2 separate regions of the Homo sapiens genome follow, and region 1 is linked to region 2. A link is a loop called in an ENCODE intact Hi-C map of the cell type or tissue named here. Cell type or tissue: K562. All regions are shown on one strand. Each heading gives the region's core, and the rest is flanking DNA. Links, peaks and the distances in the headings are about the cores only. Region 1 holds the start of ZNF804B (zinc finger protein 804B). Region 2 has its middle 210 kb from the start of ZNF804B.

What was found. Hi-C counts contacts between places; a loop is a spot of excess contacts. Peaks named below come from ENCODE experiments on the same cell type or tissue, not always from the same donor. Only the 100,000 strongest peaks of a DNase experiment are listed, where the experiment ranks them.
Region 1: a loop joins it to region 2, with 7 times the contacts of the local background. A loop is called at or near these places in 1 of 110 quality-filtered maps.

Annotation. Positions count from the first base shown.
Region 1 is chr7:88,752,101-88,768,678 of GRCh38, forward strand. ZNF804B (zinc finger protein 804B) reads left to right here and starts at 7,600. Exons shown (of 4, transcript NM_181646.5): 1 at 7,600-7,984. The coding sequence starts at 7,877. RefSeq lists an enhancer at 7,746-8,290. In K562, for the core only: a CTCF peak has its summit at 6,586; a DNase peak (open chromatin) is centred at 7,371; H3K4me3 peaks cover 1,315 bases.
Region 2 is chr7:88,537,659-88,554,236 of GRCh38, forward strand. No RefSeq gene overlaps it. Among named protein-coding and RNA genes, the nearest start is that of ZNF804B, 210 kb to the right of the region's middle. RefSeq lists enhancers at 2,519-3,718, 9,096-9,390. In K562, for the core only: a CTCF peak has its summit at 9,256 (motif pointing right); a DNase peak (open chromatin) is centred at 9,273.

The DNA.
Region 1 (16,578 bases), core at 4,299-8,298, 210 kb after region 2:
TATCACCTACACCTATTAGAATGACTATTAACAAAAAAGGCATAAGATAACAAGTGTTGGGGAGGATGTGAAGAAAAGGTACACTGTTGGCGAGAATGGAAATTAGTACAGCCACTATAGAAAACAGCATGGAGATTCCTCAAAGAATTAAAAATAGAGCTACCATATGATGCAGCAATCCCAGTCCTGGGTATATACATCCAAAGGCAATAAAATCAGTATGTTAAAGAGGTAACTGCACTCACATGTTTATTGCATTATTCACAGTAACCAAGAAATTGAATCAACTTAAGTGTCTGTCAGTGGATGAATGGATAAAGAAAATGTGTTACACATACACAGTGGAATATTATTCAGCCATAATAAAGAAGGAAATTCTGTCATTTGTGACAACATGGATAAATCTGGAAGACATTATGTTAAGGGAAATAAGCTAGGCACAGGACAAATACCACGTGATGTCACTAACATGTGGAATCTAAAAATGTTGATCTCATAAAAGTAGAGAGTAGAAAAGTGGTGACCAGAGGCTGGAGTGGTAGTGGTTGTGGGCAGTTGGTGAGATGTTGGTCAAAGGATACAGAGTTTTAGATAGGAGGACTAACTTCAAGAGATCTATCATACAGCATGTTTTTCCAATTTAAACTCCCACCAGCAATGTGAGATAATTCCAGATCCTGGTCATCATTTTGTAGTTTGGTCTTTTTAGTTTTAATCATTCTGAAGGGTGGGTTGAGATTTGTCATTGCTTTTTAAATTTGCATTTCTCTGATGAAAAAATATATTGAGCATCTTTTCTTATGCTTCATATTAAGAGTTTCAATATCCTCTTTTGTGAAGTGCCTTTGAAATTCTTCTTTTCTTTTTTAATGTTTTTCTTTGTTATTGGTTTGTAGGAGTTCTTTATATTCAAGATATAAGTTCTTTATATTCAAGGCATAAATTCTTTATTGTATCTCTATATTGTCTGCATGTTTTCCCAGTGCAGTTTGCTTTTTCATTTGTGATCAAAAGAAAAACCACAGTATAAAAAAAAAAGATGCTCTGTTAGTTACCAGTATTTAAATATTAGGAGGATTTATAGAAAAATCTGGATTTTTAATTTCTTTTAAAGTAGTAGGAGGATCCTGCAACATTTTGCTTGAGATCTCATATACCTTAGGCTGCATGGTAGCTACTCCCATGAGATGCCTACTATGGTCCCTGTTGCTTCCTACACCAACCTACTTCACAGGTTCATAATACCAGCCCAGTTCTGTTGGTGCCTAGTGTGAGAGCCTGATCTAAGGTCTCCCTTTTTTAAATTTATGAGCTGTACCTACCAGAGTTTTTTGCCTGACAGGTTCAATAGTTTAAGGGACAACGAAGGTCCCTTTTGGATGATACATACTTAAGAATGCCAAATCTCTGACTACCAAGTAATAAAAACTTTAATGTAATTGAATGCATAGTTTTTACAATAATTCATTTTTTAAGTGGCAGGATATAAAGCATCATATCTGGGAGGAGAAGTTGAGACTTTAAATAGAGAAAGTGAGAATTTAATAATAGTGGAATTAGCTTAAATAGAGTTTAAATAGTAGAATCAGTGGAATTTGATTAGATGTTTCATAGGATGCAGATGTAAAAAGGCAAAAATATCATAACCTAAATTTCAGAATTTGTCCTATATATGTGTGTTCATATATATACATATATGTATATATACACACATATATATCCCCATATTGCTTTGGGTGTTGGAACCATAGAAGTGGACATAATAGAGAAATTCTCTGCTTTCATGGACTTGTAATTCAAAAATAATAAGTCAATACATAAATGTACAAGCAAATATTAAAATATACAGTAGTTTAAGCTGCTAAACAAGTTTTTATAGTAATCAAGACAGTATGATATTTGTGAAAGAATAGACAAATAGATCAATTGAATTGAATACAGCCCAGAAATAGCTCACACAAATGCAGTCAATTGATCTTGGACAAAAGAGGAAAGGCAGTTTAATGGAGAAAGTATAGTCTTTTCAACAAATGGTACTGGATCAACGTGAAAAAAATTGAAAAAGAATCTAGACACAGACTTTCCACATTTATAAAATTTAACTCAAAAAGGATAATAGACTTTGCCCTTTACTTTTAAGGGCAAAACCATAAGACCCTAGAAGAAAATACAGAGAAAAATCTAGTTGGCCTTGGGTCTGGTAATGACTTTTTAAATAGAGCACTGAAAACATGATTCAGGAAAGAGAAAATTGGTAAGTTGAACTCAAATTAAAAATATCTGCTCTGCAAAAGACACAGTTGAAAGAATGAAAAGATCAACCATGGACGTGGAGAAAATAATTGCAAAACATATCTGATAAAGGATTGGTATCTAAAATATAAGAACTCTTAAAAGTTAGCAACAGTGAAACAAACAACTTAATTAAAAATGGGCAAATGACATGAACAGATAATTCAGCAAAAAAGATATATAGATGGCAAATAAGCATATTGAGATGTTCAACATCATAAGTCATTAGGAAATTGTGAATTAAAACAACAGTGCAATGCTATTACATATCCATTTAAATTGTCAAAATCCAAAACACTGACAACAATAAATGTTGATGAGCACATGGAACAAAAGGAACTCTCATCCACTATTGGTGGGATTGAAATATGGCACAGTCACATTGGGAGACAATTTGGCAATATTTTACAAAACTAAACCTAAGATTCAGCAATTGTATTTCTTAGCATTTAGCCAAATAAGTTGAAAACTTATGTCCACACAAAAACTAGCATATGAATGTTTTATAGCAGCTCTATTCATAATTGCCATAACTTCAAAGTGACCAAAATATTAATCAGTAGGTAAATAGATAAACTGTGGTGCATTAGTTTCTTAGGGATGCTGTAACAAAGTATCACAAATTGGGTGCCTTAAACAACAGAAATTAATTGTAACACAATTCTGGAGGCTAGAAGTCTGAAATCAAGGTATTGGCAGGGTTGGTTCTTCTGAAGGATAATTTGTTCCTTGTCTCTTTCCTAACATCTGATGGTTTGCTAGCAATCTTCTGGCATTCTTTGGTTCATGGCATTGGCTCATGGCATAAGGACTACAATCTTCGCATGACATTCTCCTTGTGCCTCTGTCTCTGCATTCAAATCCTTCCCAAACCTTTTTTTTTTTTTTTTTTTGGATAATGACAAGAGTCATTTTGGATTAGGGTCCACCCCAATGACATCACTTCAACTTGATCATCTGCAAAAACCATATTTCCAAATAAGGTAGCATTCACAGGTGATAAGGACTTTGCCATTTTAGGTGGGGGGTGCAGAATTCAACCCCTAACATAGTGGAATATTATTCATTAACAAAAATTAAGGAGATAGTCAAGCCACTAAAAAGATACGGAAGAAACTTAAATGTCTGTTGCTGAATCAAAGAGGCCAGTGTGACAGAGCTAACTATTGTATGATTCCACCTACACAACATTCTTGAACAGGTAAAATTAAGGAAAGAGTAGAAAGATCAGTGGTTGCCAAGGATTCAGAGGGAGACAGGGAAGGATGAACAGATGGAGCACAGGGAATATTAGTGCTGTGAAACTATTCTGTATGATACTGTAATGGTTAATACGTGTTGTTATACATTTGTCAAAACCTGTAGACAAAGAGTGAACTCTAATGTAAACCATGAACTTTTGTTCATAATATTATATCAACATTGGGTCTTCAATTGTAACAATGTACTACATAAATGCAAGATGTTAATAATAGAAAAACCTGTCTGCTGGAGCAGTAAGGGGATATAGGATCTCTCTGTACTTTCTGTTCAATTTTTCTGCAAACCTAAAACTGCTCTAAAAAATAAAGTCTATTAATTTATTTAACAACAACAAAAAAAAGTTCCAGGTTCTAAGTAGCTCCATTAGCTTCACTGGTCAGAAGGAAGGGCCTCTCTGAAGAGACAACCTTTATATCTGACCTGAAGGACAAGAATATGTTTCCCTTGTGACATGCAGATAGGAGGATTTCTAGTAAAAAGAGAGCTGGAAAAGGGACTCTGCAGTGAAAAGCTGCATGTGCCTGAGGAACACTGTGAGGAGCACAGGGATTTCCCAGGGGAAGGCAGAAGAAGGAGGCAGACAGGGACTTGATAGAACAGGACTTTTAAAACAGAGTATAGTTTGGATTTTATTCTGAGTGTGATATGAAATCATTGGATGGCTAAATAGCGATGTACTAGGATATAATATATTAAAATAAATATCACTATGGCCTTTGGATATAAAGAATAAATTGTGTATGGGGGCAACACTGGAGGCAGGAAGACTGGTTAGGCAGATATTGCAATGGCCCAAGCAGAAGATAATACTGGTTTGGACTAAGGTGGAGGCAGGGGATATAGAGGTGTGGGGTGTATTTAAGATATGTTGATAAAGGTAATAGAAGAGAGGACTTCTCACTGTGTCAATCATCTATGACACAGCTATGAATCTGGAAATATATGGAAATATCAACTTGGTTGCAGGCTGAAGTCCATGCCCTTTGCCATTCACATCCTCTTCCATGGAATGAGGACTCATCAGATAAAATATTGTTTTAAATAAATGGACCTTGTGAAATTGCACATGATATTTGCTTTTCATAATGTTTGCTGTAATAGAATTTTACTCGTATCTAAAACTCATTTGGCATAGACATATTTCCAATTTTCTTTCACTTTTCACTGAAAATTTTTAATTACTGGAGTTGGAAAGAAAGTATCTCTTTTAGTAGAGAGAAAAGTTAATACAACTGAGCAACTTGATATCTTTAGCAACTATGTAAATAAATATACACATCTTTCTTTTATTTACATTTGGTGAGCCACATCTAAAATATATGCTAGCAAAACTGGGGAGCTGTGAAATATGACGACACCACACTGATAGATATCAGTCACAATCTGGCAAGGAAAAGAAGGGAGTTGCTTTCATTTTCTGTTTGTTTTTAGAATTATTCTTAAAACTAGATAAATGTGACAATTGTGCCAATTTTTTGCCTCAATATTTTAAGATGAATGGCAAAAATTAGAAAGAAAAGGACAATCTAATGCTTAAAATATGGCAAATGAACAAATTCTGTATTATCCATTTCTAAAGGAAAAGTATTTCGAAATTTAAAAATTTTTAAGAAATTCAGCAAAATTACAGTAGTCTTTGAAACATTACTATAAAAAGTAGATTATTTTGTTTCCTCTGGGAAAAACTCAAATAGACACAGGATAATGGTCTAATGAACAAGAATGTCAGGATAGCTAACAAGTACTTTGAATAAGATATAAAACAGAATAGTGTGTTTGAATTTTATATTTTGATTACTCTTATCCATCCTTCCATTTTATAAAAATATGGCTGATTCGTAAAAATAATTAAGCAGTATTAGGAAGTATATTTGCTCAATGAAGAAGACATAGTACCCTTGGGCTGTTATTTACAGAAATGACATCATTCATCTTTCTAATCCATTCTAAGTTGCTTATGCGTTGGTCCTCAATGCTGTTTGCTACCTACATTTATTTATCCAGAGTGAAATAGTAACTATCAACTGAGCCACACTATCTTCTTCAAAAATTCCACTTTATTCATTTTTTGGTCAATATTTCACCTATTTTTGAAGTTTTACTATTTGCAAATACATTGTTTTCTTTGTATAAAATACATCTAATGTCTATACACTAGTAATATTACTTGTTCTCAGCTTCAGGAAACACTTTACAGCTGTAAGTTGAACAAACACTACGTTGTTAAACATGCCATTGTTGTGGTGTTAAATACATCAATAGAAAGGAGAAGATGGATCTGTTGCATCTGCTGCCACTGCTCTATAAATTTATTTTTATTTCAAAAGTTCTTACCAACAATTTATTTAAAATAAACAATTCCTGAGATTTACATTGCACTATCCCAGTTTCAGTAATTTTTATTCTGAAGGTTTGCAAGGAATTGGCATTTTTCCCTTATATACTCAGAAGCTTTGCAAACACTTTAAAAGACTATATAAAACCTTTAAAATGAGAAGTACATCTATGTATTTTTTAAATAAAATATTAAGGATATTAAGCCATTGTAATGATGTAAACAAAAAGTCAAGCTTTTATTGGGTAGTTACAAAAGTTATAATTAGATTCTTTTTTGTTCCTTTTTTGCTTAAGAATTTTATGAGTTGCCTGAATAGGAAAAATTAAATTAACAGTTTTTTTTTCCTTTTAACCTGTTTCTGCTTTTGTGTCAATGTCAACCGGGATGCGAATGGGGCATTGTGGGAGACAGGAGAGGACAATACTGGGGAGAATTAGCGCATTGGCGGTAGCCTTTCAATTCCAGCGCTGAAGCAACAGACTGAGAGGAGGTGAACCTTTACCTTCTCCCAGGCACAGACAAGGCGAGGTGAGGCAGAGATGGATTGCAGAACCGCATTAAGCAACCGCGGGGTGGAGGAGAGTGCAGGGTGTCTCCAAACCCTGGGAGGGCTATCTTCTCCTTTCAGAGCACATTTCTGCCCAGGTCTTTTTATTCTCAGTGCAGCTCGCTCCCTGGTGGCTTAAATTACGGTAAACGAAATAAGGTCCGTTAAAAACCACTTCTGAGAGGGGTGATTATTGGGGGTTTTGAAAGCACAGAGGTCTTATAGAGACCAAAAATATGTGCCTCGCTAAGATACAGAAAGGCTTGTAAGTGAATCTTCATAACTCTGGGTACGTGCATGTATATGCACATATACGTATGCATGTCTCGTTTCTATACCTTATATAAGTTTTCTGCCCAAAACTTTCCTCGTCCGTGCGTTCCCTACCACGGCGCATCTAATCTGTCTGCCCTATTTGTGGCTGCACAGCTCATTCTTGCAACCGGCTGGGGAGCTGTTGCTTCTGCCAACGCCGCCGTCAGCCAGAGCGCTGAAGAAAAGCTGAAGGCCAGCAGGCAACGAAAGAGTAAAGAAAACGCCCTCCTCCTGCCCATCTCCTCCACCACAGCCTCCCCAGTCCTCCCAGGTGACTCCCAAACAGTAGAAAGTTGGCTCAGAGATAGGGCAGAAGAACCGGGGGGCTGGGCGGCTGAGGCCGGGAGGTGGGAGAGGCGGGTCCTGCAGCCCCGAGAGCCCCCCGCGGCTGCAGCGGCAGCTGTCACCTCCTGGCCTCGCCCCACAGCACACCTGAGCCTCCTGGGCAGCCCCGAGCCCACAGCTCCCAGCAGAGGCGCTAACTGCCCTCCTCAAGCACAGGTCGCCGCGTCCCCAACTCCCTGTCCTCACCCCGGCCCGCCCGTCTCCTCCTCCGCCCTCTCCCGACTGCAGCGGGGGCAGCGCTTTGGCGCTCCCAAGGACTCCCCGCCACTCTCCCCACAAAGCAGCGGCGGTGGCGGCGGCTGCTGCTGGATCTTCACACTGCAGCCAGCAGCCCAGGACGCCCCCGGCCGGACGATGGGTACCCGCGCCTGAGCATCCCCCGGGCAGGCGCCAGGCGCGAAGGCAGGGGGCGGGAGGAAAGGGGCGGGGGAATTCCTGATTCCCTGGTGGACCCTGGAAGTTGTCCTTAAATAAATATATCGCTGGCCCGCGGTTGAGCAGCCACCTCGTCAGAGCAGCATGTGGACTGGCTCGCCGGGTCCCCTCCGTGCTCTGTGCTGTCGCCGCCGCCGCCTCTGTCAGAGCAGCAGCTGTCGGCAGCAGGAGCCCCGCACGGGGCGCGGAGCAGGGACGCGCTGCCACCGCCTCCCCCTGCGTCCTGCTGGCCGCGTCTTCTCGGGAGGTGGTAGTCGCTGTTGCCGCTGAGAAACCCGCCCGCTTTCCACGGCTGGTCGCCTGGTGAGGAGTTGAGACTCTGCGCCTCCGCCCGGACCCACATGGCTTGTTACCTGGTCATCAGTTCGAGACATCTCAGCAATGGGCACTACCGGGGCATTAAAGGAGTCTTCAGGGGACCCCTGTGCAAGAACGGATCTCCCTCTCCGGTAATGTGCGCGCGCACACACATACATACACAAACGTTCCAACTCAACACAAACAAAAAGATATTGAGAGATAGTATCCTGATACAATGAGTAGGTGGTGGACATCTAAAACGTATACCTTATCCATAGGTATGGAGATACATCGTGTCCGTTTATACAATTTATTGACAGACTGTGACACAGAGAGGGGTGTGTATTTACATGTGTATTTTCAATTCAGTCAGTAGGATCTATAGTGCTACGGATGTAAATACTTACTGAATGCAGTCAACTGCAGGGCTCAGAAGGTAGCTCCTCTGTGCTATGTCAACTTACGAATCTGCTGATTTGAGCAGTGTAGAAAGTTTGAGTGGCACGTTATAATGTGCTTTTGTAAAGTCATCAGTTGAGATTAGTTTAATAATGCTACTGTTACTTTGTGAGAAAAACTCAAAGATTTTCCCTCAAATCATTGGCAAAAGGAAAGTTATAGGTAGTGAAAACTTGATTATATCTAATGCTCAACTATGCACATTCTTTAAGGGGAAGTAAGAGAATTCTTTATGGAAATCTGAGTTGGATAATTTATTGTATAATATACAAATATATTAACATGCAATTAACGTGATTGCTTTTTAACTTAGTAAACTATTCAATTTAGTTACTATTCAGTTTATTCACATTCTTTTTATAAAATAATTTCATCCAGATTATATGAGTTAAATACATTATTAATTCATTTCTTGGTACATGCTATTATGTTTTAAGGCTCCAAATATGTTTCAAGAAAATGTGTGTGAATGTGTATGTGTGTGTAATTTATATATATATATAATAAATATATATATAATAAATATATATATAATAAATATATATATATATTAGTTTTGGACTACTAGTGACTAAGTATCCAAACTTAAAGACCAACTTTTGAGGTTTCATATAAAAAACAGTATTTAAGTCTGTATGATATCAAGAGGGAAAACTGAAATTGCCCAACTTTAATTTTTTTATGTTTGATATTTTCCATCATGGTTTAATGCTTCTTTAGCATGAATTATTCAAAACTGCAACATATTATAAAAGCCTTTGATTATTAATAAATGCTATATGTAATTTACATGAGAAATCTAAGATCAGAAAGTACAGGTGCCCAGAGATATCACTAGGATTCCTCATGACAAACTATTCCTTCACATGCTTTTATGTACTATAAAAAGTGGGTTGTTGCAACTGCTCCCCCCAACAACTGTATACAGTACTGAGTCAGAACTGTTAGATGGAAAATACTGTTTGTATAAGTACTTAACAATTAAACTCACAGGGTTAGCAGGCACTTGCAGAGTTCTAGTTTAATAAAGCCCACATTCAGTCCCTCTAAGTAGCAGGTCTGAATCTTTCCCATTTCTAAAGATTCTCAGAATTGGAGTTCCTGCAGTCTCAGCAAACCACTTTAATGTTTAACAACTCACAGTGCCAGGAGAATCTTTCTTACAGCCAACTTAAATCCTTTAAATTCTTCTTTAAGTCTATTTCATCTAGAAAACATACAATGTTCTGCCTTTCTCACAGGTATTATTTTTCAACGCTTTGGTAATCTCCGTGCCTGTCTCCCTTGCCCTCCTTTTGGTTATGGAAAACTAAATTGGGTAGGGCATTGTACTGTTTGTGCCTTAAGACTTCTCAGTATAAAGGGAGAATTGCTTCATAATCTTACACGGTTTAGTTCTATTCAAGTTGGTTAGACTATGGTGTTCATCTTCCCAAATCTGTAGGGCTTGCAGAAGAATTTCTGTTACATGGTCAAAAAGTGTCCTTTCTCTCCCACTTTGGTCAGTCATCTCCCAAGAGCCTGACTGACACTATAGAGACTGGATGTGTGAATGTGGATGGGAGAAGACAGCCCATTGACCACATGGCTGTGCTGGTTGACCAGGGTTCACCAGGTACTCCCCACCCTCAGGGCACTATTTTTATTCACTGCTGGGCTGGTTTTTACTAAAGTACAAATTAATTTACTTTGTTATCTAGGATCTACACTTTGACTCACTGGAAGGTTCTCTCCAATATTTATTTACACATTTGGATGTACTTAAATTACATATGCATCATTTAAAAATATCTAAATTAAATGATATATGTACTTTCTCAACACTATTTGATTTACTTGGTCTTCTTTTACATTTTATTATGGAATTTGCATGGCTTTTTCAATATTTGAATAGTTTCTCATGTGAGCTGGGCACTGTATGAAAATTTGTGTTTATTCATTCTCTATCATTGGCAGGTGGTTGAGATGAGTCTTCCAACAAGTTGAGGTCCTCTTCCCATTACATAACACTTAGCCTTTCTCCCTAAGGTGAAGTGGATCACTACCTTCTGGACCTTAGACCCTTACACACTTGAAAACTTTCCTAATCTAGATAAATGTGTGTTTGCCTTCCTTACTAATTAATTGCAAAATATGAAACTGTAAACTGTGGTTATAGATCTTTTTTTAATTCAGCAATACACATTCCCCAGTTATTTTCAGGTTGACATAACTTTATTGATTTTTTTCCTTTAGTATAAATGTTAAACTCAGAGATCCATAAAATACATTCATCTATTTCCTTAAAAAAACATAGCTACTCTGACTTTTTTTTTTTTTCAAATTTAGTGCCAGGAATGACCTAAAATTGACCTTTACATCAATGACTTTAATTATTTCCACTCACTGAAACTCAGTTTATTTAGTATAGAGATATTCTTAGTTGACTTAACTAACTTTCACTAAGATTTCCAATACTTCAACTTTGGTCTTTGCCCTTTTTATCCAAGTGTCTCTCCTATTACTTTTGCTCCACATTTTTCTGTTTTATTAGAACTGTTTGCATGTAGAACATGGTCTTAATATTCAATAAAACAATTATTGGTTAAGACTACTTTCTACCTCTGCTACAGAAAGGAGAAAGCTACAATCCCTTTTTGACATAATAAGGATTTCTTCTTTTGTAGTTCTGATATTATGGATATCTGATATCTGGATATTATGGATAAAACATTTCACTTTCCTATAGACATAATTCTTCAATTATATAGGTAAAGTAGTTGTGTACATTTATGTTCAAATCACATGTCTGTAAAATCCAAACATGCAATTTTAAGCTAAAAGTAAAAAAGAATGATTATATTTATTTCAAAGGATTTAATTTAGAAAACATGTTGAATCATTATATGGAATTGTTGTAATAAATTCTTAATGAGTTATTTGAGAAATAAAGCATTTTACCCCCAAACAGTTTTTGCAGATCAGTAAACTGAAAATCCCAGAGTGAAATTCAGCTTCTATCTTCAAAGTGAAAACATGGTAATGTCTTTTATCTATTGCATCTTTCTTCTTTTTAGAGACTGTGTGTGAAAAAATAGCATACTGCTTTTTAAACCTAATTAAAATGGGAATAATTGAGTAGAGATAGTTTATACTACTTTAAATCCAGGGACATATTAAAGAAAGTAAAAAAAAAAAAGAAAAATGAGAGAGGATTTTATGGTGCTTAATGATAAAAGTCTCTATTTTTAGAAACTGTGCATTTTCTAAATTCTACCACAATTTATACCTATCCCCGACTCTATCTAAACTCTAAAATAATATGACTACATGATGACTTTAAAAATCATTATGAGATACACATATATACATTATAGACAGAAAAATAGATAGATAGATAGATAGATAGATACACATTGCTATCTGTGCTCAAGCCAAAGAAGTTTTTTATATATTATGTTATATAGTCTTCTACCATCAAATATATTAATGGTAAAACTTTGTTTTAATAATTGGGAGCACTTAGGGGACCCAGCAAGCCAGTCCACATGGGCTGCTCTGAAAAGTTGGCTGCTCAATTTAATAATTAAATTTAATAACTTAATCAGTAATTAAGCTATTCATTGAGAACATAGTCTATAGATTAATTCAGTGTTCATGAACTTCTAAGTTCTATCACCATGTTTGAATTCAATAAAACAAATAGCTTCTATGTAATAAGAAAAATATATTTGACTTGACTTTTAGTTATGTGATCTGAAATAGCATCTCAAGTTTATATTCGAATGTAGTGCCGTTAATAGTGAGACTATCATTCGGGATACCTATTGATTACATGTTAATAATAATGGTAGATATATATTTTATCTGTGGTACATATTTAGCTTATTATTACTCTTTTGAAGTTTAGATAAGGTTATATTTCTTAAGAAGTGCTTATTCCTGGGAGCACCATAGTTAGACATCCTGGAATATCTTTTTCTGGGAATGCCTATTGTCTTAATGCATTGGGTATAAAGGAAATTTTGGGGATTGTCATCAAAGTGAAAAATCAGGGTCGCTGAATGTTTTATGTTATCTTATCTTAAGTTGTATAGCTGATTAAATTGGCTAATAGGAGGATGTGGAATATAAACAAACAAGCATTTTAAATGGACCAACAATCTGCTACAGAATTCTCTTGATAAATTACAAATGTATATCTATAAATGAAAGAAGTTCTAGAAGAGATGAACTACCTTGAAGATACATCCATCCATCCAGAGAACTTCTTAAATGAGGAAATGAGTGCAGTTAAACCCTTGTCCTTTTTTTCTAATGCCTATAATATCTGACTGTGTATATTTTCATTATGCCTAATAAATACACATTAAAGACTTTCAAAATTGCTCTTAAAGTGATGCACTTTTCAAGTGCAAAATATAATTATGAAGACATGCCCTCCTGTAGAGAAGTCACCTGCATCCTCTTCTTGAATTCATGAATGCATAATACTACCTTTCATGTTGGAATTTTCAGACGTTTTCAATAAAGACGACTTAGTTACAATTCTTATAATACATGTTCTCTTTTTTATGTCAAGTATCATATAAAGCAACCTCCTTTCTTGTAATTGCCTTTACAGCCATTTCTTCTTTCCCCTAACTGATTTCAATAACTTTTTAGTTAGCACCTATGCTAGTTGGTACCTTCCAGAACCTAAACAAATTTGTGTTTATTTGACTTCAGAAAGTTTCCATATTAAGAAGACTTAAATAGGTATTTGAGCGCTATAATTTTGGCTTTTATTAGATTACACTACATTTATTTCATAATTGAAATTAGAGGGCTCATATACCTTGATTAGTTTCTTTTAGATATATGACTAAAATGAACTCTCTGTTTTAGGTTTCTGCTCCATAATTTGGAACTAAAATAAAAATGAAACATTTTGGTATCATGGGTAGGCTAAATGTGCATGACATTTAACATAGAACTTAACTATTTGTGACTTAAAAGAAAACATAATGTTAGTTGTAACTGTGAAATTTTTGCTGTATAAAGTGTATGCACTAAAATACGTATTTTTATGTGTTAAGTAATAACAGAGCTTGAAATGCCAGTTGGTTTTAGGCTGTGTTGGAAGCAGACAGCAAGAACAATAATATATATCTCAAATAACTATCAAGTGCCTTTCAGTGTGAAGTTGATTTTTTCAAGATACACATTGTCATAATTCTTTGGTATATATGAACATATTTTGTATAAAATAATTTGAATAAAAATTGAAATAAAAATGCTACTTTGCTTGAAAATGCCTTTGGGTTATAACAAATGTAGTTTTTCATAAAAATTCAAGTAGCCCTTATAAAATGACAGCTGAAAAAGCCTTTTGTAGATTGATTTCACAAATCAGGTTTACTTAGAGAATAAGATCTGGAGAGAGAAATTAAATATTTGATATGTTTTCAAGAAAAAGTGTAGTTATAGTGATAATAGTGATATACCAATTTCCAAGTTACGTAGTCTCTCTTGTTTTGGAAGTACTAAACTTGGAAGGAAATTCTGGAAAAATAAATTACTTTCTACCTTAGACAGCATTTTCAGTTGTAGCTAAGACACTCTAAACTTAATTGAAGATAAAAAAACACAAAAGAGTATTATGGTGTTTAAATTGGAGCAGGACCTGTAATCCCAGCACTTTGGGAGGCTGAGGTGTGAGGATCCCTTGAAGCCAGAGCTTGAAGCCAGGTGTTCTAGACCAGGTTGGGCAACAAAGCAAGACCACATTTCTATAAAAGAAAAAAATCAGCTGGGCTCAGTGGCTCATACCTATAGTCGTAGCCACTTGGAAGGCTGAGGAAGGAGGACAGCTTGAGCCCAGGAGCTGGAGGCTGCAGTGAACCATAATAAGGCCACTTCACTGCAGCCCCCAGGCAACAAAGGGAAACCTTGTCTCAAAAATAAATAAATAAAACATAAAAGGGGGTTTTGATTTGCTTTTTAAAATATTCGCTAATGATATTAATTTTCCTGAGATGACACTCAGATAACATGTATTCAACTAATCTCTTATTTTGTTCAAATTTGATATCTAAATTCTAAACATATACTTCTGAAGAACTGATAATATATTTTTCTCTTCACAGAAAAGGATAACCATATAGTTGAATCATTTTCTTTTCTTCTTTGGCTGGGAGGAAGAGACAAATCTGTGGCTTAGCAAAGGGATAGGAATTGATGTTGGCCTTAAAAGCAACATGATATACCCTTCTCTGCTCATCTCCTGTTCCTAGTCCAGCTCTGATTCTATTTCCAATGACTCTCGTTATTTTTACATTTATATTTTGCTGTTTTAATGTACAAAGTTTCTTTCACATGACTTAGATCTGTTGTGAAAACAAGTTGGGTTGTAAATCAATAATAAAATATTGAATGTCCAAATTAAGGATGCTACTCAGGATTTTGTACTGGACAGCAATGAGAATGATTCATAGAGATTATTCAGTTTGTTCATTTCTAGCAAGTATAATTAGGACTGCCAGTTTTCTTTTTTTCTTTGACAATTGGCAATTTCCTTTTGGCAAATTTTATTTCACTTTTGTGTGGGTGTAAGAGGCAGAATATAGCTTATTTTGAAATGGATATTGCCAGTTTTTTCTTTTCTTAAACAATCTTCTTCCTCTCTATTCTTCTTGCCATCAGTCCTTATTCATTTCATTCACATAATTATCAAGTTTTTCAGCATCTTTTTTTGGTTCACACATAAATGTTGGCATATACTTCTAACTCCAGAGATACTAGCCCTCGCAAATGGTAAGAACTACTCTATTCTGTGCGCTCTTTCACCCAACCTTACAAGTTTCTCCCCTGTTCACCATCCACACGTAACTTTCATCTTTAGTTCAGAATTTACAGCTTTCCCCATATCTCCATTCAGAACCCACCTACCAGTGTTCTTCCCCTGCCCTTCTTCCCACAGCTATTACTCAGCACTTCACTTGTCCTGTGTACTTCTCAGCACCAGACAAATACAGTCAGCTTCCCCTCTTTCCACTCACATATGTCCCTTCCAGTTCTTTATTTTGCTGTGAATAATTATGTTCTCTAACGTCTTCCTTGGCAAGCAAAGGCTATATGCATTTTCTTTTTGTGAATGAAATAAATGCCATATTCCAAACAAAAATGGCCATGGGGCCTCTTTTTTTAAATGACAGGGAGGATAGAGGCATGCCTTAAATTAGACTTGTCCTATTCATTTGCTTCATCTGATATGAAAGGAAGAGGCATGGAGGTGGCCATATTACTTGCATTCACATTCTCTAAAAACGTTCAAAATCCTTGAATAATATTTTAAGTGTAGGTGCATGATCCAGCCTTCACCTACATTTTCAGCTTTCACTGTGTATCCGTCCACATGATTCTACTATTGTCCACTTATACTGAAGAGTTCTTGACTATGACATGTTCGCAGATGTTTCTGCCATTGCAGACGCTGTTCCCTCTACCCCAAAAATTTTTTACCCTTCATTTGTTGGGCCATATCTTGTATATTCTTACAGACTTAACTAAGGAGTTCAGTCCTGCATTTCCTTTCACAGGTCAAGTGCATCTCTTATAGCCTGCCATTACATCCATCAATTGCCATCACATCCATTGAAATCCTTGGGGTAAGTCTGCTGTCATCCTTATGTCTGCAAATATTCTGCCTTATTTTACTCAATAAATATCTGTAGAATGAATGAACGGAGGTGTGAATAAAAATGAATGATGAACAATATATTATTAGATTCTTCATCATTCAGGACATTCCCACTGATACATTTGACAATAGTGTAGCTGGTATGAGGAATATTGGAAATTTCCACCTAGTCATTGACTTCAATGTTTAGCTTATGATTTAAAAACCACTTAAACTTAATGAATTACTGTGAATACCTCTTCTGCAATTTCACTGCAAGAAGCCTCCAGAAAATTGGGGCTAGCTCTACAGTTTAGCTATATATTTATATTGAAATTAGTGAAATTTAAGGAAATCTTAAGTACATATTTAGGCATTAAGAACATTAACTCACAAATATTTGGCTAGGCGCAGTGGCTCACGCCTTTAATCCTAGCACTTTGGGAGGCCCAGGTGGGCAGATTGCCTGGGCTCAGGAGTTTGAGATCAACCTGGGCAAGATGGCAAAACCCATCTCTACTAAAAATACAAAAAGTTAGCTCGGCATGGTGGCACGAGCCTGTAATTCCAGCTACTCAGGAGGCTGAGGCCGGAGAATCGCTTGAAACTGGGAGGCAGAAGTTGCCATGAGCCGAGATAGCACCA
Region 2 (16,578 bases), core at 7,556-11,555:
TTAAGTTTATGTGAGTCCTTAGGTGTTACGTGAGTATCCCAAAGACAGCAGAAATTTGGTGAGTTTTTATCCATTCTGCAATCCTGTATCCTTCAAGTGGAGCATTTAGGCCATTTACATTCAATGTTAGTATTGATATGTCAAGTACTATTCTATTCATTGTGCTATTTGTTGCCTGAATACCTTGTTTTGTTTTGTTTTTTGGTTATTGTTGTTGTTGTTATTGTTATATAGATCCTGTGAGTTTTATGCTTTAAGGAGGTTCTATTTTGGTGTATTTCATGGATGTGTTTAAAGATTTAGAGCTGCTTTTAACAGTTCTTGTAATGCTGGCTTGGTAGTGGCAAATTCTCTCAGCATTTCTTTGTCTGGAAAAGACTGTATCTTTCCTTTATTTGTGAAGCTTAGTTTTGCTGGATACATAATTCTTGGCTGATCATTGTTTTGTTTAAGGAGGCTAAAAATAGGACCCCAATCCCTTCTAGCTTGTAGGGTTTCTGCTGAGAAATTTACTGTTACTCAGATAGGTTTTCCTTTATAGGTTACCTGATGTTTTTGCCTCACAGCTCTTAAGATTATTTTCTTTGTCTTGACTTTAGATAACTTGATGATTATGTGCCTAGTCAATTATGTTTTTGTGACAGATTTCACAGGTGTTCTTTAAGCTTCTAGTATTTAGCTGTCTAGATCTCCAGTAAGGCCAGGGAAGTTTTCCTTGATTATTCCCTCAAATATATCTTCCAAACTTTGAGATTTATCTTCTTTCTCAGGAACACCAATTATTCTTAGGTTTGGGTGCTTACCATAGTCCCAGACTTCTTTGAGGCTTTCTTCATTTTTAAAAATTCTTTTTTCCATCTTTGATAGATTGGGTTAATTTGAAAGCCTTGTCTTCGAGTTCTGAGGTTCTTTCTTCTGCTTGTTCAATTCTGTTGCTGAGATTTTCCAGTGCATTTTGTACTTCTGTAAGTGTATTCTTGATTTCCAGAAGTTGTGTTTTTTTTAATTTATGCTATCTATTTCACTGAAGAATTTTTCTTTCATACCTGTATCATGTTTTTGACTTCTTTAAGTTCGACTTCACCTTTCTCTGGTACCTCCTTGATAGCTTATTAATCAACCTCCTAAATTGTTTTGGCAATTCAGAGCTATCTTCTTGGTTTGGATCCATTGCTAGTTAGCTGGTATGATCTTTTGGGGGTGTTAAACAACCTTGTTTTGTCATAGTACTAGAACTGTTGGTCTAGTTCCTTCTCATTTGGGTAGACTATGTCAGAGGGAAGATCTGGGATTCAAAGACTGCTATTCAGATTCTTTTGTCCCACAGGGTGCTCCTTTGATGTGGTGTTCTCCCCTTCCTCTAGGAATGGGGCTTTCTGAGAGCTGAACTGTAGTAATTGTTTTTGCTCTTCTTGGTCTAGCTACCCAGTGAAGCTACCAGGCTCTGGGCTAGTACTTGAGGGTGTCTGCAAGGAGTCCCATGATGTGATCCATCTTCAGGTCTTGCAGCCATGGATACCAGCACCTGCTCTGGTGGAAGTAGCGTGAGAGTGAGGTGGACTCTATGAGGGTACTTGTTTGTGTTTTCGTTAAGTGTGCCGGTTTTCCATTAGCTGGCCTACAGCCAGGAGGTCACGCTTTCAAGAGAGCATCAGCTGCGGTCCTAAGGGAGAATTCAGCCTTCCCCTGTGGACACCTGGTTAAGTATTCAGTTTTCTCTGGCAGCGCGCAGGGTCATAGAGCTCTCAAGACATTATGACCTTTGTCTTCAGCTACCACGGCAGGTAGAGAAAGACCACCTGGTGGTGTCTGAGCTCAGCCTCTCCTTGGACAGGGCTTGCTATAGCTACTGTGGGAGTTGGTGGTGTGGTTCGCGGTCCAATAGAGTTATATTGCCAGGGGGATTTTGGCTGCCTCTGCTAAGTAATGCAGGTTTCCAAGGAAATGGGGGAAAGCCAGCAGGCTTAGGCCTCACCCTCCTCCCATGTAGCCTGCAGTCCTAAAGGCTGGTCTCACTCCCAGTGTGCTCCCACAACAGCACTGAGTCTATTTCCAGGCAGCCAGTAACCCCAGCTGAAAACTTGCCCTAGACCATAAGCCTCCCTGTGGAGAAAGCAGGCAGGCTCACAGTTCCTTGGCTGTTTGATGGAGCCTGCAGCAGCAATCCACCTCCTTCAAAAGGTTTGTTGATTCTCTTGGCTTTCCTGGTATGTTCCTGCAGTAGTGGTGCTTCCATTTACTAATTATATAGTTTTGGGCAATTATTTGGTCTATTTCCTCTTCAGTATTGAAGTGGCTACATTGTCTAGGGTATATACCCAGGGTTTGTCATCTCGTGCCTGGAAAATTTTGGACACAAACACACATGAGGAGCTTAGGAGCAGAGGTTTAATAGGCAGAAGAAAAGCAAAAGAAAAACAGCTCTCTCTCTCTCGAGAGAGGGGCCTTCTGAGTGAAAAAGACCAGCTGGTGGCAGATGTGCTGGATTTTATAGTCTGGCTTGAGGAGGTGGTGTCTGATTTATGCAGGGCTCACAGATTGGCTTAATCAAGTATGACATTTACATAGTGCATGGGGAAGGCTGGTCTCTCTACCCTAATCTTATTATGCAAATGAACTTTCCCCTTGGCCAGCTCCATCTTGTCTGCTCCCTACTGTACATGTGACTGGCAGAGAAGGGAATATGAAGCCACCATCTCGAACACGTCTAGTCCCTAGTTCCTGCCAGCATTCACCCGTGCAAGCCCCCAGCTTGCTTGTCTATGTCTGCAGCTGGACTTTACAGGCTGCTCTTTGTTAGAAAATGTTTTGAGGCTGCTTTTCATTAAAAAGAAAAGCCTTACTGAGGACTCCCATACCCTTACTATCTGCCTAAGTGATTTCTTCTTAACTCCTATGTTAGTCTGTTTTCACACTGCTGATAAAGACTTACCAGAGACTGGGCAATTCACAAAAGAAAGAGGTTTCATTAGAATTACAGTTTCATGTGGCTGGGGATGCCTCACAATCATGGCAGAAAGCAAGGAGGAGCAAGTCACATCTTACGTGGATGGCGGCAAGCAAAGAAAGGAGCGCTTGTGCAGGTAAGCTCCCTTTTTATAACCATCAGATCTCGTTAGACATATTCATTATCATGACAACAGCACGGGAAAGACTTGCCCCCATGATTCAATTACCTACCACTGGGTGCCTCCCACAACACATGGGAATTCAAGATGAGATTTGGGTGTGGATACAGCCAAACCATATCAGCTTCGATATCATTCCCCTTCTCAGGAGTGGTAACCCTAACTGCTGTTAGAGGGTGTTGGGCGACAACTCTTTCTGGCTACTTCCTGCTGAAAAGGGGTGTTGTGTGGGGAACAGCAGCTAGGGCTTCTAGGGTTGATCTAAGTGTCCTTGGAAGAAAGGCGTGTCATGTGTGGTTAAGTCTGTAGCACCATTTGGAGTTTGATTGCTTCTAGGTGAGAGGAAACAATTCAAATTATAGTATTGAGTAGACAAGGTCCAAACATTAATATAAAACACATGAGCAAGAGGAGGCTTAATAGTGGAACTAACCAGTTGTACAAAGACTGGATGACTGGATGACTGAATGGATGACTGGAACTGAGTAGGATGAGTAGCCCTTGCTCATTTTCTTATCTCTTTTGATTTTCAGCTTCAGGTCTCTTATTTCCTCACATTGGTATCCAAGACATTCCGCTGGGCTGCCGGGGATTGCTCTCTCAGTTTTCCAGGCTTTAACTTGAGCATGATGTATCCAGGAATCAATACCTGTAACTTTTACTGCTGAGGGCATTGAAAGGAGAATGGTGTAAGGCCCTCCCTGCTTGGGCTTAGAGAAGGAGAGAGAGAAGGTAGAGACTTTACCAATACCAAATATCCTGGGTTAAATAAAGGTGGTCCTACTTCTTGGGGTTGGGCTTCTGCTACTTGAGTTAATTCCTGTTGAAAACGAGCCAGAGAGTTTACATGCTTGCCCAATTCAGAGGTCTCTTGGTCTAATAAGAAATCATTGGTGAGAAAAGGCCATCCATACAGCATCTCAAAAGGGCTTAGATCTAACTTTGAAGGGGCGTTTCTTACCTGCAGTAAAGCCATAGGAAGAAGAGTAACCCAAGGAAGATGAGTTTCTTGGGACAGTTTCCTGAGGTGTCTTTTGATGACATCGTTTGTCTTCTGTAGTTTTCCTGAGGACTGGGGTCTCCAAACTCAATGGAGATGATACTGTATACCTAGTGCCTTTGAGGCTACCTGTGTGATGGCTGCTTCAAATGAGGGGCCATTTCACTTTGGAGGCACTTAAGTAGACCAACACAGGGAATAATTTCATTAACTAACATCTTTACTACCTCAGAGGCCTTTTCTGTATGCTATGGAAATGCTTCTACCCAGTTAGTGAATGTAGATACCCATACCAGGAGGTATTGGATGTCCTTCATCTTTGGCATGTCGGTGAAGTCTATCTACCAGTCCTCCCCTAGAGAGCATCCCATCCTTTGGATTTGAGGAGGAAGGGACTGTCTGTTCATGGGATTACTATTAAGAAAGACTTCGCAAGCATTAACAACCTGTTTTACTGTTCTTAGTAAGTTCTCTCCTGAAAACAATCTTTGGGCACATTGATAAGTTTTATCCTTTCCCAAGTGAAAAGCTTGGTGATGGAATTTAAAGACTTTCCACTGGCTGGAGGCTGGCAAGTGGACCTTGCCATCCTCTGACTACAGCCATTCTGAGGGCTGGAAGGTATACCCTTGAGAAGTGGCCCGTTCTATTTCTGCAGGGGAATACTGAGGCTAGATTTCTCTTATGGAGCCTTCCCAGAGTAGAGGGGCTTGAAGTGTGTTGATGTCATAAGACTTCCTTGCTGCTGACTTGGCTGCCTGATCAGCTAGCTTGTTTCCTTAGGCTATTTCATTTACTCCCTTCTGATGTCCCTTACAATGCATCACTGCTACCTCTTGTGGAGGGAAAACTGAGGATAATTACTTGTTAATTTCCTGATGGTATTTAATAGAAGACCCATTGGTGGTAAGAAAGTACCTTTCCTTCCAAATGGTAGCATGAGCATGGAGAACTAGGAAAGCATACTTGAGTCAGTGTAAATGTTAGCTACCTTTCCCTTGCTTAACTCAAGTGTAAGAGCTGTCAGTTCAGTTAGTTGAGCACTTGTGCCTGGAGAGAGAGACAATAACATCATTCAGAGTGACTACTGCATATCCTGCCTTATGGATTCTTTGCTCTACAAAGGAGCTTCCATCCATGAAGAGGGTCCAATCTGGATTTTTCTAGGGGAGTTTCCCTGAGATCTTCCCTGGCTGCATAGATCTGTACCACGACTTGTTCACAGTCACATTTAGGTTTCCCAGCTCCCTCAGGGAGGAAAGTGTCTGGGTTTAAGTCAGAGAAAGTTTTTAACTGGATGGTGGAACCCTCTAACAATAAAGCTTGATATTTAAGGAAACTGCTGTCTGTTCACCAAAGGCTTCCCTTAGAGGACAGGAAACCCGCCATATTATGTGGGGTATAAACAGTCAAGTCATTTCCCAAGTTTAATTTGGAGGCTTCTGGGACCAGTAGGGCCACCGGGGCAATGGCTCAGAGGCATGCTGGCCATCCTTTAGCCACCAAATCAAGTTCCTTACTCAAATAACCCACTGGCTGTTGTTTGTCCTCAGGTCTGCGTTAAGACTCTCAGGGCCATCCCCTTCCTTTCTGATACTTAGAGATTGAAGGCCTTTCCTATGGGAAGGCTAAGAGCTGGTGCCTTAAGTAGGGCCTGCTTTAGCTGGTTAAAGGCCTTTTGAGCTTCAGGTTCCCAGGTTAGGAGATGAGTTGTAAGCTGATGGAGTTTCTCTTATGAGGTGACACAGAAAATGAGCTATCTCACTGTACTCAGCCTGCAAAATTCTGTAATGCCCCAAAATCCTCTTAGTTGCTGGAGGGTTTGGGGAGGGGGAAGGAGGAAATGTGCTTAATCCTTTCTTCCCCTAATGCTTTGGTCCCTTCAGACAGCACTAAACCCAGAAACTTCACTGAGGTTTTGCAAAGCTGGGCCTTGGATTTTGAAACCTTATATCCTCTGTCAGCTAATAAATTAAAAAGAGCTTCAGTGCCTTCCTGAGAAGCTTCCTCAGTTGGGGTACAGAGCAATATATCACCCACATATTGCAAAATCTTGACCTGAAGATGTGAAAACTCAGTGAGGTCTTTTGATAATGCCTGTCCAAACAAATGAAGGATATCTCAAAATCCCCAAGGCAGCACCATCCATGTTAACTGGATGGTTTGGTCAGAGGCATCTTTGAAGGCAGACAGGTATTGAGAGTAAAGATGTAATGGTATAAAGAAGAAGGCGTTCTTTAAATCTAGGACTGTAAACCATTTAGTTCCCTCAGATATTTGGGTCAGCAAGGTATAGCGATTAGGTACTACTGGATGGATTGGGACTTTGGCCGCATTAATGAGGCAGAGGTCCTGAACTACTCTTCATTACCCATTGGGTTTTTGCACTCCTAATATTAGGTTTTTGTAGGAGCTGTTACAGGGTTTGAGAGGACCCTGTATCTTCAGGTTATTAATAATAGCTTCTAGCCCTTTCTTAGCCTCTGGGTTTAGGGAATATTGCTCCTGGTTAGGAAAAGAAGTGGGATCCCTAAGATATATCTGAACTGGCTAGTGGTTAAAGCTTGACCAATTTTCCCTTGAGTTGTCCACACTTACGGATTGATATTAGCTTCTACCAGTGGGAGACAAAGCTATTGTCCTGGGGCTATAAGGATGCTGGCCCTCATGCAAGCTAAAACGTCTCTACCTAATAAATGAGTGGGGCTTTCTGGCATGATTAAAAAGCCATGTGTAAACATTAGGTTTCCTCATCTGCAACTAAGGAGTTGAGAAAAATATCAATTTAGAGTTTTTTTTGAGATGCCCCTGATGGTTGTGTTATAAGAAGAGCAGAGGCCTGGATTAGAGAGGAAAGGAGAGAGGCTGGCTTCAGTGTCCAGAAGGAGATCTACCTTCATTCCTTCAATTTCCAGAATCATCTCAGGCTCCAGTGCTGTAATGGCAGCTTGAGCTGCTGAAGCCAGGCGTTTGAACCCTGGGATCCATCAGTCCTGTTGGGCCATCTGTGAGACTGGTTCTGAACCCAGTGACCTTCATCTTCAAGGGCAGTCTGATTTCCAGTGGTCCCTGCCACATGCTGAACAGGGTCATGGTGGTTTCTTCTTGCTACCTGGACACTCCTTCTTAAAGTGCCCTGACTTGCCACACTGATAGCAACTAGTGGATGCACCTTGGGGATCCTGGACTTTGCCAGGCTTCAAAGCAGCTATTAGAGCCTCTGTCCTTCCCTTTTCTTCCTTTCTTTCTCCTGGTTCTCCTCCTGGTTCCTATTATAAAAGACTGAGGTGGCCACCTTCAGAGAGTTCTCTAAGGTACTATCTGGTCCTATAGCCTGCTTCTGCAGTTTCCTTTTAATATTGGGAGCTGCCTGTGTAATAAAATTGTATTTTAGGATGAATTGTCCCTCCACTGACTCAGGGAATAGGGTTGTGTGCTTTATTAGTGCCTCTCTCAGTCATTCCATAAAGGCTGCAGTATTTTCTTCTCATGGACAGTTTAGGGTAATTAAGGGGTTTGGCCCTAGTTCTTTATAGGCCCTCCAATACACACATTAAAAAATGTTTTCTTTTCCATTCATCTGTAGCACCACTGGGATTCCAGTTAGGGTTGTCAAGAGGAACTGCTTCTATTGGGAATGGTGTTTCCCTTTCCTATTTTCTCTTTTCCTTTTAGACCTAGGGTTTGGCTTAGGAGCAGTGTAACATCCCTCCATGAGAGGTCAAATACCCGAGTTAAATTTTGGAAGGCTTTTACATATTTATTAGGGTCATCGGAAAATTGGCCTAAGTCTCCCTTTACTTGCCCGAGGTCCTAAAATGAGAAGGGAACTTGAACCCTAGTGACATCACCTCCATTGTGCATTTCCTGTAGGGGTAAGAGTGAAGGTCGGGGAGTGGGAAATTTTGGAGATGGTGGAGGTAGAAGAGCTGGTGGTGTGGTTGGAAGTGGCCCCAGATAAGGGGAACTAGAAGGGCTGGGATACCCAACAGCTGCCTCAGATGGTTTCCCCAGAAGTTGCTTTTCTAGTCTTGGGGAATCATTCAGTTTGGTCCTGCCAGATATGATTGCTAAAAGGGCTGGGTTGATTGTGCAATGCTTGCAAAGTCTGGGTTGTCTTGCAGGGCAAAGAAAGCCTATGCATAAGTTACCTTGGACCATTTTCCTCCTGTCTGCAGAAAAGATCTAATTGTTGGATAATATTAAAATTAAGGCTCCCTTCCAAAGGTCAGGCTGGTTCAAGAGCATAAGAAGGTCATGCCCTCATGCAAAAGAAAATGAACTGCTTTTTGTTCAAAGTCTCAGGGTCAAAGAGTCCTTGTGTTTCAGAATGCACTCCAGAGGGGTGCAGGCTGAAGATGGTCTGTTACCCATTTAGAAAGAGAAGTGAGAAAAAGGCATTCCTTTAGTCTCCTTACTTTTCTTGCGACCCAGGGTGGATGGGAAGACAGTGGGGGTGTCCCCGCTGCTGGTTTTTTTCTCCATGGTTCCTGGGTGCCGGTAAGTTGTTGAATGTGCTGCCCATGGTTGCAGGCATGACCTCCAGCTGTGGAAACAGAGGAACTAAGAGACTGGGATTAGTCATAGTCATCCATGTGATTTTAGTCCTCTGCCTGTGATTTCCCTTTGACTTCCTAGACTTTTGTGACCTACCTGGCTCCTCAGGAAAAAAAAAAAAAAAAAAAAGGATCTTGGGAGAGACAATGTGACAGTTGCATTCAGGCAACTGTTGCACTTCCCTCCTTAACAGAGGTAGTGTGCTAGTTTGAGCTCTATATACTGCTGTTATAGCCCATGCTAAAGCCTTCACCCTTAGAGAATGGTTCTGGTTAACTTCTGAACTTAAAATTCCCTTACTAATTAAGTACCATTCTAATTGGAGGCAGAATAGGTGCCTTAAAATAACATAGGGACTAAATGACTATTGATGGGACAGTATAGAGACTAAAATTTGGCTTTGGAGGATATTTTACTCCTAGTTGTTGAAGGCAGAATTTTCCAGTTTACAGAAGCAACATGAAGCCTGATTTCTAGTAGAGAAGTGCAAAAAAAGAAGAGAATTGGGAAGCTAGAGTGTTTTGGTAAAGGACCTACAATGTGCCTCATGGAGAGGATCCCTATTCCACTAGGTGGTGCTGTTGACCTTGAAATGCCATGTGCTGTCCAGACCAAGGGCAGAGAGAGACCTGGAAGTTCCATGTGCTCTCCAGACCAACGGCAGAGAGTGATACTCACTGTGGGAGGGGGGACCCTCTCTTCCTAGAAAATCACAAAGACACCCTTTGAGTTATATCCCTGGTTACTACGACATTCCCTGATCTTGCCAAACAAGATTACTTCCCTGAACTGTAAAACTTCCCACACATTGCATACACAGAGAGGATAGGAGATATGGTGGTTGCAGATAGGAAAGGAGGAAATTATGATAGGAAAGTTGGAGATCCTGTTGCTGGCACCCCATTGGGTGGTCGGAGGCTGGGGTCAGTCTAGAAGCCTTTGGATAACACTGGGGAGTAGCCCCAGCCAGAAATCTTCAGTCACTTCAAAACCTCTTCCAGCCCCCCGTAACATCTAAGTCCTCCATGAAAGTAAGCTGGTTCAAACATAGCTAATATGCCCAGGAACTCGTGGGTACTGGGGGATTCTCCATGTTCTCCCCAGCGAGCCTCACATGCAAGTCTTTAAGAATGACAGCCATGCTGTGTTTTTAACTGGCTAACGGATGCCCATTATTGATTTGATTTGCTTCTAAAATAGAGGCTGAGAGCCCTGAAAACAGAGGACAAAGTTGGAGTCCGCTCCTCTACTCACTGTTTCAGTGAATGTTGTGCTTTGGTATCCTAGACGAGGTCCCCCATATGAAGTGGCTACATTGTCTGGGGTATACACCCAGGATTCGTCTTCTCTCACCAGGAAAATTTAGGACATGAACACACATGAGGAGTTTAGGAGTGGAGGTTTAATAGGCAGAAGAAAAGAGAAAGAAAAACAGCTCTCTCTCTCTCTAGAGAGAGGGTTCTTTGAGTGGAAAAGTGGAAAAGACCAGCTGGTGGCACATGTGCCAGATTTTATAGTTCAGCTTGAGGAGGTGGTGTCTGATTTATGTAGGGCTCATGGATTGGTTTGATCAGGTATGACGTTTACATAGTGTGTGGGGAAGGCTGGTCTCTCCACCCTAATCCTGTAATGGAAATGAACTTTCCCCTTGGCCAGCACCATCTTGTCTGCTCCTTACTGTACACATGGCTGGCAGAGAGGGAAGATGGAGCTGCCATCTTGAACATGTCTAGTCCCTAGTTCCTGCCAGCATTCACCCGTGCAAACTCCCAGCTTGCTTGTCTGCGTCTGCAGCTGGACTTTACAGGCTGCTCTTTGTTAGAAAATGGTTTGGGGCTGCTTTTCATTAAAAAGAAAGCCTTACTGAAGACTCCCATACCCTTGCTACCTGCCTAAGTGATTTCTTCTTAACTCCTGTAGCAGTGTCTTGTTCTCAGGTATAGCATTCCTCCTCAGCCCTTCACAGGATTATTTAAGTATCAAAAGCTACAACATAAAGAGAGTACCTGGCACAGTGTTTGATGCACAGTAAACATTCAGTATGTCCTACAGTCATACTGATTTCTTTTATTCAGGATTCAAAAAGCTTAACATACAATAATGAGTTTTTTTTCAAACTGTGGTCAAAATATTATATTTTCTAGAATTTTACAGCCAGAAAAGCCTTAAACCACAAATCTTAATTCTGTAAATGAAGGAACAGCTCTAATGAAGTGAGATGATGTGTCCAAGGTGGCATAGTTAATTAGTGATCTGATGTTGGCAGGAGAGACTCCATTTCTTACAGAGATCTCTTAGGGAGATATGCACCTATATTTCCCAATTTCCTCTCTTAGGTTTATCAGTGACTTGACATGCACAATCAGAATTTACCTTGAACTCTGCCCAAAGGCTCCTTTTGCCTGATCTAGATAACATATTTTTGTGTAGCAGTTTGACAAAGTATGACTTATTATAAACTGTAACTATATAACATTTAAACAAACTTAGAAATTTTATCTAGCTTTTGCAGGCAGTTAAATATATTTTAGCCCATTTCATTTTAAAAACATTGTCACCATTTATTTTACCACATATATAAATTAAGATATAAATACAAGGTAAATTGGGGACTAAACTTTAAGAATCAGAGTTGGTAGTTTCTCATTCTCTAAACAGGCTTTATTTCATATTTGAAAGCATAAGTGAAAATTTATACTGAACATAGAATTACCATTTACATAATCATGTAAGTGTGATAGATGGAGAACAATTACCTGTGAATGTGGGCAATATGCCCAGACCAGAGAGACCACTTTCTGAAATGAGAATAACAATATTTCTATGAGTTCAAGGATTCTTCACAAAACAGTCATCCTAGTTGGATTGATTTACTAAAAAGTAGAAGCCAATGAGTTACAGAGTTACTTAAATGATAGCTGCACAAAATATTTTTGGTTACCATTTAATTATAATTACACCCAACTTAAAAGGGATCCTTCTCATAAGATACATTTTTTTCTCTAAAGAATCATTTGCTAATACACATCGTTCCAGTCTAAATAGAGTGGACATATAAATTATAATCTAAATAAAAAATTTTTGCTAATAATTATGCAGGACAATAGGTATAAATTATCCTGGGAAAACCACACTATATGGTATTGTTAAGGGCATAACTGAAATAATGCATAGGGTTAACAAAATGGGAAAAGGTGAAGTTACTATTGATGCCTTCTCATTTTCCTTTCTTTGTACTTTTCACTACTTCTGATGCCTTATCTTTTATTGTGCTTCAGCCTCTCTTGATACCCTACCATGGGGTGTCTTGATGCTGTCTCTAGGTACTGTTGTGCACACCAATATTATTCCCTTTTCAGGTGAAAGCTGCTGTTCTCCTCAATGCTTATATTAAATTTAAATCATAACTTGGTGCAGAGTACAAGAACATTTTTAATGTCAAACAGTTCTATGTTTGAGCTTCATTCCCCCACTCTCTAGCTGTGTAGCTTTGGACAAGTTACATAACCACTCTTTTCCTTATTTTTGTATAAATTTCTGGATAATGCCATCTATTGAGGAGCTTAAAGGAGTATGTTCAGTTAGAATGGGATGAGCTCTGCTAGATACCCAACTCAAAGAGCTGTGGACTTGAGAATCTATTCTCTACCCGTTATATGAGGTTAAGCCAAAGACAGGACATTTTATCTCCCAAGCCAAAGTGTCATTTTGTCACACAACAATGATCCTTCTTTTCCTTTTGCTCCTTTACTTGAAGTCACTTGTAGTCCTCCATGATTTGAGATATAGATAGAGGAAAGACTGTATGATTGTAATTCTTTCATTTTAAGAATTAATATTTGGCTTTACTATAATCACCCAGTACCAAGATGTTGAGATGAATGTTTCAAAATGCTGAGATGTCAGGCACAGCGCCTCATGCCTCTAATCCCAGCACTTTGAGACGCTGAGGTGGGTGAATAACTTGAGGTCAGGAGTTTGAAACCAGCCTGCACATGGCGAAACCCTGTCTCCACTAAAAATGCAAACATTAACCAGGCTTGGTGGCGTGCTCCTGTAGACCCAGCCACTTGAGAGGCTAAGGCAGGAGAATCGCTTGAACCTGGGAGATGGAGGTTGCAGTGAGCTGAGATTGCACCATTGCACTCCAGCCTGGATGACAAAGCAAGGCTCTGTCTCTAACAAAGCAAAAACAAACAAACAAAAACCAAAATGCTGTAACTCACCAGAAGACAGGACAGGGTCTCCTAAGGTATTCTCTAACAAGGTAAGTAATTGGATTATGATGGAAAGATGAGGAAGGTATTATTCTCTTTCTTTTTTTTTTTAAATAATTCTGCAAATTTTGTTCATTTTCTCTTCATCAGATCAAAATTCTTATGTGTATTTAGTACTTCAAAAATCCATTTGAAAAGCATAAACTAATGTAATGATTATTAAACATGGCTTTGAATCATGAGAAATAAAAAAATTAACCCGCAAACAATGTGTTATTTGCAGACATTTCAATAACAATTTGAATCTCTTCTTATCTATGCAGTCAGAAACAAAACATGATAATCATAAACGTAAAAGAGTCCTTTTTTTTTTTAAGTACAGAGCAAGAATTCTACACATCTGGTCATAATTTAGCAGTTTTTTTTCATATTATAACATGCATTTTAAATGTATATTTCAATTGCTATTTATTTATTTATTTATTAATATTTTACTTTAAGTTTTAGGGTACATGTGCACAATGTGCAGGTTAGTTACATATGTATACCTGTGCCATGCTGGTGCACTGCACCCACTAACTCGTCATCTAGCATTAGGTATATCTCCCAATGCTATCCCTCCCCCCTTCCCCCACCCCACAACAGTCCCCAGAGTGTGATGTTCCCCTTCCTGTGTCCATGTGTTCTCATTGTTCAATTCCCACCTATAAGTGAGAATATGCGGTGTTTGGTTTTTTGTTCTTGCGATAGTTTACTGAGAATGATGATTTCCAATTTCATCCATGTCCCTACAAAGGACATGAACTCATCATTTTTTATGGCTTCATAGTATTCCATGGTGTATATGTGCCACATTTTCTTAATCCAGTCTATCATTGTTGGACATTTGGGTTGGTTCCAAGTCTTTGCTATTGTGAATAATGCTGCAATAAACATACTTGTGCATGTGTCTTTATAGCAGCATGATTTATAGTCCTTTGTGTATATACCCAGTAATGGGATGGCTGGGTCAAATGGTATTTCTAGTTCTAGATCCATGAGGAATCGCCACACTGACTTCCACAATGGTTGAACTAGTTTACAGTCCCACCAACAGTGTAAAAGTGTTCCTATTTCTCCACATCCTCTCCAGCACCTGTTGTTTCCTGACTTTTTAATGGTTGCCATTCTAACTGGTGTGACATGGTATCTCATTGTGGTTTTGATTTGCATTTCTCTGATGGCCAGTGATGGTGAGCATTTTTTCATGTGTTTTTTGGCTGCATAAATGTCTTCTTTTGAGAAGTGTCTGTTCATGTCCTTTGCCCACTTTTTGATGGGGTTGTTTGTTTTTTTCTTGTAAATTTGTTGGAGTTCATTGTAGATTCTGGATATTAGCCCTTTGTCAGATGAGTAGGTTGTGAAAATTTTCTCCCATTTTGTAGGTTGCCTGTTCACTCTGATGGTAGTTTCTTTTGCTGTGCAGAAGTTCTTTAGTTTAATTAGATCCCATTTGTCAATTTTGGCTTTTGTTGCCATTGCTTTTGGTGTTTTAGACATGAAGTCCTTGCCCATGCCTATGTCCTGAATGGTAATGCCTAGGTTTTCTTCTAGGGTTTTTATGGTTTTAGGTCTAACGTTTAAGTCTTTAATCCATCTTGAATTGATTTTTGTATAAGGTGTAAGGAAGGGATCCAGTTTCAGCTTTCTACATATGGCTAGCCAGTTTTCCCAGCACCATTTATTAAATAGGGAATCCTTTCCCCATTGCTCGTTTTTCTCAGGTTTGTCAAAGATCAGAAAGTTGTAGATATGCAGCGTTATTTCTGAGGGCTCTGTTCTGTTCCATTGATCTATATCTCTGTTTTGGTACCAGTACCATGCTGTTTTGGTTACTGTAGCCTTGTAGTATAGTTTGAAGTCAGGTAGCGTGATGCCTCCAGCTTTGTTCTTTTGGCTTAGGATTGCCTTGGCAATGCGGGCTCTTTTTTGGTTCCATATGAACTTTAAAGTAGTTTTTTCCAATTCTGTGAAGAAAGTCATTGGTAGTTTGATGGGGATGGCATTGAATCTGTAAATTATCTTGGGCAGTATGGCCATTTTCACGATATTGATTCTTCCTACCCATGAGCATGGGATGTTCTTCCATTTGTTTGTATCCTCTTTTATTTCCTTGAGCAGTGGTTTGTAGTTCTCCTTGAAGAGGTCCTTCACATCCCTTGTAAGTTGGATTCCTAGGTATTTTATTCTCTTTGAAGCAATTGTGAATGGGAGTTCACTCATGATTTGGCTCTCTGTTTGTCTGTTGTTGGTGTATAAGAATGCTTGTGATTTTTGTACATTGATTTTGTATCCTGAGACTTTGCTGAAGTTGCTTATCAGCTTAAGGAGATTTTGGGCTGAGACAATGGGGTTTTCTAGATATACAATCATGTCATCTGCAAACAGGGACAATTTGACTTCCTCTTTTCCTAATTGAATACCCTTTATTTCCTTCTCCTGCCTAATTGCCCTGGCCAGAACTTCCAACACTATGTTGAATAGGAGTGGTGAGAGAGAGCATCCCTGTCTTGTGCCAGTTTTCAAAGGGAATGCTTCCAGTTTTTGCCCATTCAGTATGATATTGGCTGTGGGTTTGTCATAGATAGCTCTTATTATTTTGAGATACGTCCCATCAATACGTAATTTATTGAGAGTTTTTAGCATGAAGTGTTGTTGAATTTTGTCAAAGGCCTTTTCTGCATCTATTGAGATAATCATGTGGTTTTTGTCTTTGCTTCTGTTTATATGCTGGATTACATTTATTGATTTGCGTATATTGAACCAGCCTTGCATCCCAGGGATGAAGTCCACTTGATCCTGGTGGGTAAGCTTTTTGATGTGCTGCTGGATTTGGTTTGCCAGTATTTTACTGAGGATTTTTGCATCAGTGTTCATCAAGGATATTGGTCTAGAATTCTCTTTTTTGGTTGTGTCTCTGCCCGGCTTTGGTATCAGGATGTTGCTGGCCTCATAAAAGGAGTTAGGGAGGATTCCCTCTTTTTCTATTGATTGGAATAGTTTCAGAAGGAATGGTACCATTCCTCCTTGTACCTCTGGTAGAATTTGGCTGTGAATCCATCTGGTCCTGGACTCTTTTTAGTTGGTAAGCTATTGATTATTGCCACAATTTCAGCTCCTGTTATTGGTCTATTCAGAGATTCAACTTCTTCCTGGTTTAGTCTTGGGAGAGTGTATGTGTCGAGGAATTTATCCATTTCTTCTAGATTTTCTAGTTTATTTGCATAGAGGTGTTTGTTGTATTCTCTGATGGTAGTTTGTATTTCTGTGGGATCGGTGGTGATATCCCCTTTATCATTTTTTATTGCGTCTATTTGATTCTTCTCTCTTTTTTTCTTTATTAGTCTTGCTAGCGGTTTATCAATTTTGTTGATCCTTTCAAAAAACCAGCTCCTGGATTCGTTAATTTTTTGAAGGGTTTTTTGTGTCTCTATTTCCTTCAGTTCTGCTCCGATTTTAGTTATTTCTTGCCTTCAGCTAGCTTTTGAATGTGTTTGCTCTTGCTTTTCTAGTTCTTTTAATTGTGATGTTAGGGTGTCAATTTTGGATCTTTCCTGCTTTTTCTTGTGGGCATTTAGTGCTAAAAATTTCCCTCTACACACTGCTTTGAATGTGTCCCAGAGGTTCTGGTATGTTG